Linked DNA regions of Homo sapiens: all the other regions are linked to region 2. The links are chromatin contacts, found by Hi-C or POLR2A ChIA-PET in ENCODE. All regions are on one chromosome and are shown on one strand. The core of a region is the stretch at or near the end of the contact, and the rest is flanking DNA. Distances in the headings are between cores, read along the strand shown. Region 1 holds the start of TMEM17 (transmembrane protein 17). Region 2 holds the start of FAM161A (FAM161 centrosomal protein A). Region 3 holds the start of PEX13 (peroxisomal biogenesis factor 13).

What was found. A loop is a pair of places that touch in the nucleus more often than their neighbours do. ChIA-PET counts read pairs that join two places held with the same protein, here RNA polymerase II (POLR2A). Pooled maps may share reads with other maps.
Region 1: a loop to region 2 is called in a pooled map, with 5 times the contacts of the local background. The contact joins the promoter of TMEM17 here to the promoter of FAM161A in region 2. A Hi-C loop is called at or near these places in 4 of 50 pooled maps.
Region 3: a loop to region 2 is called in a pooled map, with 10 times the contacts of the local background. The contact joins the promoter of PEX13 here to the promoter of FAM161A in region 2. A Hi-C loop is called at or near these places in 2 of 37 single-sample maps with no recorded cell type and 14 of 50 pooled maps. POLR2A ChIA-PET finds 5 or more read pairs at or near these places in 1 of 52 experiments (naive thymus-derived CD8-positive, alpha-beta T cell).

The regions. Positions count from the first base shown.
Region 1 is chr2:62,504,716-62,508,139 of GRCh38, forward strand. It overlaps TMEM17 (transmembrane protein 17), which reads right to left and starts at 1,480. Exons shown (of 4, transcript NM_198276.3): 1 at 1,315-1,480. The coding sequence starts at 1,414. It also overlaps the pseudogene RPL37P13. RefSeq lists silencers at 379-673, 1,011-1,180, 1,391-1,660.
Region 2 is chr2:61,852,347-61,855,770 of GRCh38, forward strand. FAM161A (FAM161 centrosomal protein A) reads right to left here and starts at 1,714. Exons shown (of 7, transcript NM_001201543.2): 1 at 1,513-1,714. The coding sequence starts at 1,695. RefSeq lists enhancers at 1,198-1,327, 1,488-1,647, 1,888-2,117, 2,858-2,907.
Region 3 is chr2:61,016,207-61,019,750 of GRCh38, forward strand. It overlaps PEX13 (peroxisomal biogenesis factor 13), which reads left to right and starts at 1,514. Exons shown (of 4, transcript NM_002618.4): 1 at 1,514-1,645. The coding sequence starts at 1,554. It overlaps PUS10 (pseudouridine synthase 10), which reads right to left and starts at 2,049. Exons shown (of 18, transcript NM_144709.4): 1 at 1,802-2,049. RefSeq lists an enhancer at 1,921-1,970.

The sequences.
Region 1 (3,424 bases), core at 230-2,729, 650 kb after region 2:
GCCAGCTGCCTGTTTTTGTACAGTCAATGAGCTAAAAATGTTTTTTCACGTTTAAATGGTTAAAAAAGTAATATTTTTTCCACACGTGAAATCCATATGAAATACAAATTTCAGTGTCCATAAAGTTTTATTGGAACACAGCCCTGCCTATTCAATAACTATTGTCAATGGCTGCCGTGGAGACCATATGGCCTACAAAGTCTAAAATATTTACTATCTGGTCCTTTTCAGAAAACGTCTTTTTACCTTGTATTATCAGACGTTAGTGCTCATTAAGCCTCATCCTTGGAACCAGAAACGTGAAAACCTATTTTTTTCACATTTTTCTCTGTACATCCTAAATCATAAAGGCCTACATTTGGGAAATAGGCAAGTGATCAAGGTGACAAAATGCAGCTTTGGGAACTGCCTTTACTTTTCTCTGTCCCTTTTAAAAATTCTCTAAAACCAAGCAGAGGAAAAGATTGATATTTCCCAGCAGAGTTGAATGATGAAAACCACATGGGTTTGGTTGACAGTGTGTTGTCTACCATCATGATGTAGGAGGAGGAAACTGTTCTGGAGGAAACTGTGTTATCACTTGACATCAAGTTAAAGGACGCAGAAGCATCATGGTATTTTGTTACCTTATGATAAGAGTTACATATAGGGGAGGAGGAGAAGGCAGGGAAGGGGTGAGTTTTGTTGAACGCCCGGCTAGTATGGCACATGCCAGTGGGAGTGGATGGTGGTTTGAAAGGACTCATTAACTTTTTTTTTTAATGTCTTCTACGAGAAAATGGCCTTGCTTAGGAACATACTTGTTCTGCTAGGAAAAGGGAAAAGGCAAATTTGTTCCCTGGGGTGGGGGTGGGGACGGGGGAGGTGGGATTGCTTGGGCTATTCCTCGTCATCCTGGACAGAAAAGCCGGGGCGGGCGCCGCAGAGGCAAAACAACTTGGGCCTTCGCTCTCGCGGCGCGCGGGGGACCAGCCTGTGCAGCAAGGGCGGCTTTTATCTTTTTATTTTTGGGGTTTCTCCGGGACAATGATGGGCCTTGCGCGGCACAGAGATCGGCCCCACGTCAGCTGCCGCGCTTGCAACAAGCTGGCCAGGGAGCACCACGCGGAGACCAGGCCCGGCCGGGGGCGGGAGGCCGCCAGCGCCTCAGCTCCCTGTCCGGCCCGGCCCCTCCTCCAAGGCGCTCTCCCGCACTGCGGAGAACTGGCTGAAGGCGACATCGCCATTTTAGGTACGGGCAAATTCTGGACGCTCCAAAATCCACGCCAAGCCCTCGGCAGGCCACACCCCCTGCACCGGGCCTCGGTCACTCACCCGGACCCTCATTGGACTCTGGACCGGTCCGATTGGAATCACTGAACACGGCCCGGCTGAAGTTTCCCAGCCGCTGGCGCACCGGATCCGGCAGCTCCATGCCTGGGCCTCAGTATCCCTCACCCCCTCAGACACGGGCTAGTCTGCGGGCGCTCCGAGGCTCCGTGGTTCCCACGGCAACCGGGCGGCGCGAGGCCGGCGGGACCCGGGAGCGCGCGGGGCTGCCCGGCTGGGCTGGGTCTCGTCCGGAGCCCGCGCAACCTGGAAGGGACCGGCGCGCTCAGAGCGCGTTCCAGGCCCAGGGAGCCGCGCGCCTCGGCCGTGTACAAAACGGCAGATCCCTTAGTTCTGCTTTGAGCTCGACCATCCTAAAAACAAACCTATACTAAGAAATGAGCTGGGGTTGGACTGCGATACAAGGAGCCCTCACATTTGCCAGTGGAACTGTAAATCGGTACAACCTTTCTGGAGAGAAATAGAGAACGAATGCAGAGCTTAAAGAATGTCTAGAGGTGTAGGGGTGTGTGTGAGAGAGAGAGACATCATGTGACTGATTATTTTTTAATAAGAAAACAGCAATGGGCAACTGATTAAATGTACTGGAGCACATACATTCAATGGAGTATGTTTCAGCTGCTTATAAAATGCTTGCAAAGGATATTGAATGGTATAGTTTAACTTTATGTAAAAATACAGCAGAAATAAAACTAAATGAGAATGAACCTAATTTAGCAAAATTTATGTGTATGAGTGGAGGGGAGGAGAGAGCGTGTGCACACTGGCTTGAAAAAAAGAACTGGAAAAAAGTCCAAAATGTTAACAGTCGTTTTCACTGGATAGTGGGATTGTAGGTGATTCAAAAATTTTTAAACGTCTTATTTTCTAGCTTTCTCTCAAGATATATTACTTAAAAAAAACTAAGTGTAATACACATACAGAAAAATTGTACACCTTTTGTAAGTAATATATATTACTTAAGAAATAAGTGTAATATATATACATAGACTGAAATCTGTATGTGTAATCAGCACCCTGTTCAAGAAACTTTACAATATTCCCAGAAACTCCCCCTTCCTATTTCCTTTCAGTCACTAAACCCACTCCTCACTCATAACTGACCTTTCCTGAATTCTAACAGCAAAGGAGAGTTTTGCCTTTTTTTTTTTAAATCAGAACATTTATTGTGTGACTAATCTAAAATTTTTTTTTTTTTTTTTTTTTTTAGACAGAATCTTGCTCTGTCACCCAGGCTGGAGTGCAATGGCACAATCTCGGCTCACTGCAACCTCCGCCTCCTGGGTTCAAGTGATTCTCCTGCCTCAGCCTACCGAGTGGCTGGGATTACAGGTGCCCGCCACCACACTCGGCTAATTATTGTATTTTTAGTAGAGACAGGGTTTCGCCATGTTGGCCAGGCTGGTCTCGAACTCCTGACCTCAAGTGATCCACCCGCCTTGGCCTCCCAAAGTGCTGGGATTACAGGTGTGAGCCACCGTACCTGGCCTGAAATTCTTAAGATGAACTGGATGCTGCAGCAGCTGTCCTCTTGGGTTTAGGTGGCATTCCTTTAAAAAATCCATGCCTTAACCTGCTGTACACAATTTTTAAGTGCCTCATTCGACCAGTCCCACTGGTATATTTTTTAGCCTCGGCACTCCAATTATACTTTATCTTGGCTTGGGAGGGTAGCCGCGTTTGCCACAGGCGGACTTTTGAAGGAGTTAGAGTCACAGGGCAGCACTAGCTGTGCATCTTATCGCACCACTTTCTAGATGATGACACTCCCTTTGTCATCTTGCTTCTGTTTTGCATATTTATATAAAAGCAATCATACTGTAAGTACTTTTTTAAAAAACTGGCTTTGTCTTCAACATTACTTTCATGAAATTCCTTCATGTCATTGAGTGTAGATTCTTTTGCCTTGCTCTTTGTGATCATACCACAATAAGCTTACTCATTCTACTGTTGATGAGTGTCTGTATTTTCTAGTTTGGAGCTGTTGTGTATAGTGCTGCTTTGGGGAAAAGATGCCTCTTGGTGAACATATGCATGCATTTTTGTTGAGTGTATATCGAGAGTGGAATTGCCGTGTCATAGGATACGAAAGACC
Region 2 (3,424 bases), core at 464-2,963:
GTTTAATCTTTGGGAAGGCACACAAATGACACTCCCACTGGCAACTCATTTACATAGATTGCTCTTTAGAGGAGACACACATTCTTTCATTTGGTTCTCATAGAGCTGAGATGGGAAAAAAGAGACAATTATTATAGTTATTTTACAGATAAGGAAACTGAGGTTTAAGGAAATTATGTCCTAACACCACCTAGGAAGTGGCAGGGAATGGATCCTAATACAGAACTCTTCAATCCTTTTTCTCCATCACGTTGCCTTGTTGCCTACTGAAAATTGTGTTGAGGGGTAGCTTCATCATGAACAAAATCGGTCCTAGCACTCTGATCCTGGTTCATGTTCAGGGTCTCAGTCTGCCTTACTCTGGATAACTTCAAGTTGTTTGTCTGTTGGTGAAAGATTGGTCACAAAAGGTGTTGCTAAAGATGTTCTCATTAACAATTTTACTGTAGATTAAAGAGATCAGAATTCCAAAATATCCAGTGATTTCAGTTAGTCCTCAATCATAAGTTTGGTGTCTGAGAAGCTTTGGACACATGGTATTAGGAAATTTTTTCTATCTGCAGATTGCTAGTTTAAATTCAAGATTCCCATCTTTTTTTTTTTTTTTTTTTTTTGAGACTGGGTCTGAGATCTCAGCTCACTGCAACCCTCACCTCCCAAGTTCAAGCGATTCTCCTGCCTCAGCCTTCCGAGTAACTAGGATTACAGGGGCGCACCACCACGCCCGGCTAAATTTTGTATTTTTAGTACAGACGGGGTTTCACCATGTTGGTCAGGCTGGTCTCGAACTCCTGACCTCGTAACCCGCCCACCTCGGCCTCCCAAAGTGCTGGGATTATAGGCACGAGCCACCGCGCCCGGCCAAGATTCCCATCTTTTAAGTGAATTGAGCAGATGGCAGACCCTGCCCTCTACCTGCTGGACTGGTGTCCACAACAGATTTAACAATGAAAACTGATCAGTGAAAAGGCCGTCTCGCTGTACCCTAAAGAGCTGTTTAGGAAACACTGAAACCTCAGTGATTTGCTTATCTGTATCCGTGTCTGATTTAGCCAGTGAACACGTGATGGTTTTAAACACACATCTTTAGAGCACTATGTTGAGATCCGCTTATAACCAAGATCTTAAGGTAATAACGAAACACACCTGACAGAACAGTTTTCCTCAAATTACTATATATAGCCAGATATATCTCTATATATCCATTCCCGAGATGCTGGAGAGTAGAGAGTAAAATTCTATACTTTGCACTTGCCAGAAGCAGAGTAACATAAATGTTGTCTAGGAAGCTTTTACAACAGACTGGTGAAAATTAAAACACTTTTCAACGCCTCGATTTAGAGTAATTTTCGTGAGCGTAGAGAAGGGGCTGGGCCAGGACCACCAAGTAGGGACTATGTGCACAGGGACCCGCGTTTACCAGCCTGCCCTCAGCTGGGCGGGGAACCGGACAGCCCTCAGCCTGCACCCAGCCCATGCGAGGTCCCAGCCCAAGTCCCGCCCCAGTATTACCGATGCCCCAGCGGGCTGAGCCACTTTCTCCTCCTCTTCGTCCTCCAAGATCGCCTCCGCTGCCGCCAGGGCCTTTAAGGGGTCTTCGCGTTCGTACTGGGCGACCCGCGCTCCAGTGATGGGATTTACCGGGGTCTGGAGACTGGAGGCCACCAGCTTCGCCACTCGGTGGGAGGTGGCCATCGCCCCGCCTCCGAGGCCTGAGCGCCTGCGCTGGCCCGGGACGGGAAAGCTGGTGCGGCCCCTGGCAACCCGGGGGCGCCTAGCTAGGGAGCCGGTTGCTATGGGCGCCGTAACTGGGGACGCTACAGGAGCCGCCAGGGACCAAAAGTCACGCAAAATCCACTCAGGCTGCCAGAGACCCGAGTCGGGTGCTTACTGGATCATGGCAGTCAGTACCGAGTCTGTTGGCTGGTTCCGAAGGTTGGCAGGCTGAACAGGGCACTTATTCCACTCCTTTGCGTCTAACCGCCTGAACGCAGACTTCTCACATTATACAATGAAACAACTGCTTTTGTGAAGAAAAGAACGCTTTTTTATTAACTGCAATAACATGTTAGAAGGAGACAGTTGATGGAGGAGACGGCGGCGGCGGAGGAAAGCAGGGCGTGTTACTGGGTGGCGGTCTCAGAAGAGTGACAAGGTTGGCGTCCCGCTACCTAACATGTCTCCCGCGGGGGCCAGAGTGGGAAGGAGGGCGGTACATTCTACTCTGATTGACTTGAGGGCTAGCAGGAATCCACCAATCAGAAGGAGGCTCCCAGTTGTCCCTCTCGCTTTTTTCTTGACATGACCAATAAAAGCCCAGAGTTGGGTGGCGCCTGACCCTCCCACTAATGAGTGATAGTGCAGGTATTGTAAACCTGGCGTTTGCTTTGGGTTCTTCAGCTTGAGAGTGACAGGATTGAACGGCACAAGTGCCCAAGAGTCACCACAGACACATCCATCTCCCTCATCCGTATCTTCTCTTCCCACTCGGGATTTGGACGCATCAAATGGCGCCTTCCCTCTGCACCACGTGGCAGTAAGAGAAGCCAAACCTCAAAATAGCGGACGTGGTGCAGTCTCAGACATCTGCTCCCTGAGCCCCTGCTTACTGAGGCCGAGGCTGCCGCCCCCTATCTACTCCCTATCTACCCCCTCTCTATCCTTTGCCCTCCTCCTGCTCCCCAGCCCTACGACCGGCCCCCTCCGGTCAGTATTTTCCTCGTTATGCGCTGCACATCGTCGAGAACCCGTCTCTAAGGTCTGAGCCCTTACCAAACCTTTGTTCTCCTGTCTGGGTGTGAGCACCTACAAAGTCTCCTACGTCCCCACTTCCTTCAGGCTGCTCTTGGTTTTAGCTGAACAGTTGCTTCCCATGCTGGAACAGATGCTGACTGGGTTCTAAGCAGAAGCCAGAGCCAGAACCATGAGATATGCACCGCCAGGTGTGGCCAAGTTTCCAGGGGAGCAATTTCCAGTCAGACACGGCAGCCAGTTTTGTGGCTACAAAACTGCCTCAGCCTCCGGAGTAGCTGGGATTACAGGCGCACTCCCGGGAGGCGGAGGTTGCAGTGAGCCGGGATGGCGCCACTGCACTCCAGCCTGGGCAATAAAGCAAGACTCCGTCTCACCACCACCACCACCAACAAAAGTATTGATAAGGAATTATAGCAGATGAATTATAAATAATGAAATATCCTATTCTCTTTACTGTAAATTCCTCATAGACAATTGCTTCTCTCAGAATGCTTTCGTTGGTTTATGCTGTACTCCTGTATTTGTGGCCAACTTATGGTTGCAATTGTTTAACAACCTAGTTCCAACATGAATGTTGGTTAATATTTTTGTTTTTATTTGTGATTAAGATGAGAGTGACATATCCAAGATCTATGTCAGAATTTCACTTGTCAATGTTATGAGCAACTTC
Region 3 (3,544 bases), core at 264-2,763, 840 kb before region 2:
ACAAAACTTCCAGTCCTGAGTAATTTGAAGAGGTCTAAAAATAGACCCCAAAAAAGACCTCTTTTGAATGTGTGTTAATAAACGAGCTATGAATTTACAAACCTCTCAACATCATTTTCACCTACCAACAATTTATCAACTTCTCAAGAATGTTAACATTAAAAGGAGAAAATACGTTACGTCTTAAATTTGGTTTTTTCATCGTGAGATAATTAAATGCCAGGATTTCATAAGATATTAGAAATCGGTTGTCCATATTAGATTTATTATGTTTGAAAGCAAGCCCTGAGAAAGGCATTCCACAATGTAAGTTTTCCAGTGTTGGTTACCCTCAAGATGTTTGCTTTTCGTTTATGTGTTTGTTTTATAGAAATAACTCTGTAACAAGTTGCTACAAAGCCGCCTTTCATGTGTCAGGCTCCCTAGGAGGACTGAATCCCTCCTCCCCAAATCAAGGATAACTAGCCCAGTCTCTGGCTTACTGGAGGAGAGGAAGGACTTTATTTTCACCTCTTGGACGATTACAAAAACCAGTCATCGAAAACGAGAAAAGGGGCAGGGTATAAGAAAAACTAGCGAAATGACCAGACTGAGTCTCATATCCTAAGATCTTTTAAAACTCATTTCCCTACCGAAGGGTGTCATTCGTAACGCGGCGTGGGGCTGGGGGTGTGGATTTACGGAGAAAGAGGTGATCACACTTCACTGGGCTTCTGAAACATTCAGCTCTGGAATCTACTGTGGACTCTTGAAAAGTTCATCCCGAGATCTAACCTCAAGCCTCAGTTTTCGCCAAGCAAGCCCTTCCCCCTTCGGTCAGGTGCAACAAACTTCCCACTCACCCCTCCTTTGCTAACAAAGCCGCTCCAGCAGGAGAGAAACGAACTCTCTCCCGCCACACCTCTTTTGCACCCAGTCTGCACTCCTTCACCTCTTACCTACCCGCCTCACCTTCTCCCCAGACGCCGGAGCCTGAGATTTAACCCCTTCCGGCCCTCGAAGGGAAGAGGGAAGACTAAAGACAACGCACCTATTGCGTCTAGCAATTCTGTTCCCCGAGGAAACGTGCGTTTTAGAACAAAAGTACCAGCCCGCTCTCGCTAGGACTAAGTGAGCTTCTCCCTTCTTGTTTGTAGAGGAAATCCGAAAAACTGCCTGGTTTGCCACCTCACCCTACCTCCCCCACGAGCGAAGGAGTGCGTGCGGCTTTACTCCCAGCCCGACTGGTCCACTCCCAGAAAAGCCTCGGTGGGACTCCGACGTCTAGGGAGTTGTAGCCGCTACCAGAAATATCGATGAGCCTTTACCCTGAGGTTTAGAAAGGCAGCTCTTTCTGGGGCAAATACAAAGAGCGTGTTTCTTCCTACAAATTAGTGGCATCCTCCCGCTGTATGGATTCAGCTGGCAAAGTAACTCAAGCCTTGTCCTGACTGCAAGGGTGGGCGGGGTGGACGGCTCGGTGTTCTGCCCGTTGTGTCTTACGCTCCAGGTGCTGGTCTACGCGGGCCTGGACAGTCAGGGGTAGGAGCGGGAGCCGAGAGGAGGCGGAGGAGATGGCGTCCCAGCCGCCACCTCCCCCCAAACCCTGGGAGACCCGCCGAATTCCGGGAGCCGGACCGGGACCAGGACCGGGCCCCACTTTCCAGTGAGTGTGGGATTCTTCAGGCTGTGAGTTTAGTGGGCCCGAGCGGGGACTTGGCAGGAGGCGGTTGTAGCGGTTGTTAGTGGAGGTATTCCCTTCCCCCCTTTAACCAATACCCAACCTTGGGGATAGGGGCCGAGGTGGAGCTGGGGCGCTTACCAGTGGGGACTTTAGTGTCTCACAGCTGTTTCTGACCCGGCAGCTCTAATCAGCAACGTTTTTTTCGGGAGCTCCTGGGCGTCTCTCTGGGTCTCTGTGCTTGAAAGAAAGGGGGGCGGCTTCCTACCTACCGCTTCTGTTTTCACTTTGACAGAATGGCTTCTCTATCTTTAAAGCGTAGACTTTGGTCTGTAGCAGTTGAGAGCGGCATTTGTCCAGCCACGGCATCGACAGGGAGCAAAGTCTCTCCTTAAAGGTGTTAACCTCTCGAGAAGTTGCTGAAAGCCGGAAAGGTTTTACGCAACAGGAACTCAAGCCCCGTACACTTTGCATTCTTTTCCAGCATAACTCAGCCAGTGTTTCGGATCGAGATTGGAGAAGCAACTTTAAAGCAGGAGTTCTAGATCTGAGGCCTATGGATGGACTTTGTGTGCAAAATAGTGTATTTTTCTGAGGCCTGTATTTTTTTTTTGTTTGGTTTTTAATCAGTATCAGTTGGTTTCTAGGACTTTAAAAAGGCTAAAACATGCAGAGTTGGGAGTGTTTCGTGGCCTCGTGTGGCTTTTGTTTGGTAGTGCTGGACATCTTAATTCAGATAGGTGTGATTCAAATGTCAAATCACCTACTATTGTAGGTTTTCCTAAGCGTAAAAACCCCAACATATTGGAATGTATTTCTGCTGTATTCTGAAATCTTTTATTTAAACACTAAAATGCTTTAACACAGTAACGACTTAGTTTAATAAGGATATATACATAACAAGTAATAAGTTTGATTAGGCTGGTAAGCCACGGTGACATTATCTGCTACCTTTTTTTTGAGTGGGTTCTTTTTTCCCCATTTAGGCTGCTTGTCGAATGAGAGAGGTTTTATTTTTTGCATCTGTTAAAGTTCTTTTTATGTAAAATTAACCATTTTCCCACTTTATCGTGAAATATTTTAAACACAGAGACCAGTAGAGAGTAAGATAATACCTATATATTCACTACTCAACTTTAAACAGTGTTAACATTTGCCAGACTTATGTCGAATTTTTCAAAATAAAAGACGGCTAAACTCTCCCATTCTTCTTTATAGTGGTGACTATTGTCCTTATTTGGTGTTTCGCATACCCAGTAATGTTTTTATATTTTAGTACTTAGGTTTGTGCTATTTATATGCATTTTATATCTAAAACTTAACAATGTAACAATAATATATATTTTATATCTAATTACATGTTACTATTTATATATTATTTTTTGTATCTGTTTTTGTTTTTTCTGTTGCCCAATTTTCTATTGGCTTTATCTTTGCTTACCAATTTGTAAGAGTATTGTTAAACTAATCCTTTTTTGTTACTACATTTTGCTAATATTTTTCACTGTGTGGCTTCTCCTCTTTATATTTATGTTCAATTTTTTGTACAGATGTTTTTGATTTTAATACAGCCAAAATTGTCATATTTTATTGTTTATGCTTTTTGTCTTGGTTAAGAAATCCTGTCTACCTAGATCAGGACAGTTTTTCTGTATGTTTTCTTTTAAATCTTCCGGTTTTTTCATTTGCATTTAATCCACATGGAACTGACTTTGTATAAAAATCTAATTTTTTTTTCCATATAGGTAACTAATTGTCGCAGCACCATTTATTGAGTAGTCTATTCTTAGTTTTTAATGCCATCTATGTCATATCAAGGTTTCCTAAATATGTAGTTCTGTTTTGGGCATTTTCTGACTTTCTACTAGCACCACACTATCTTAA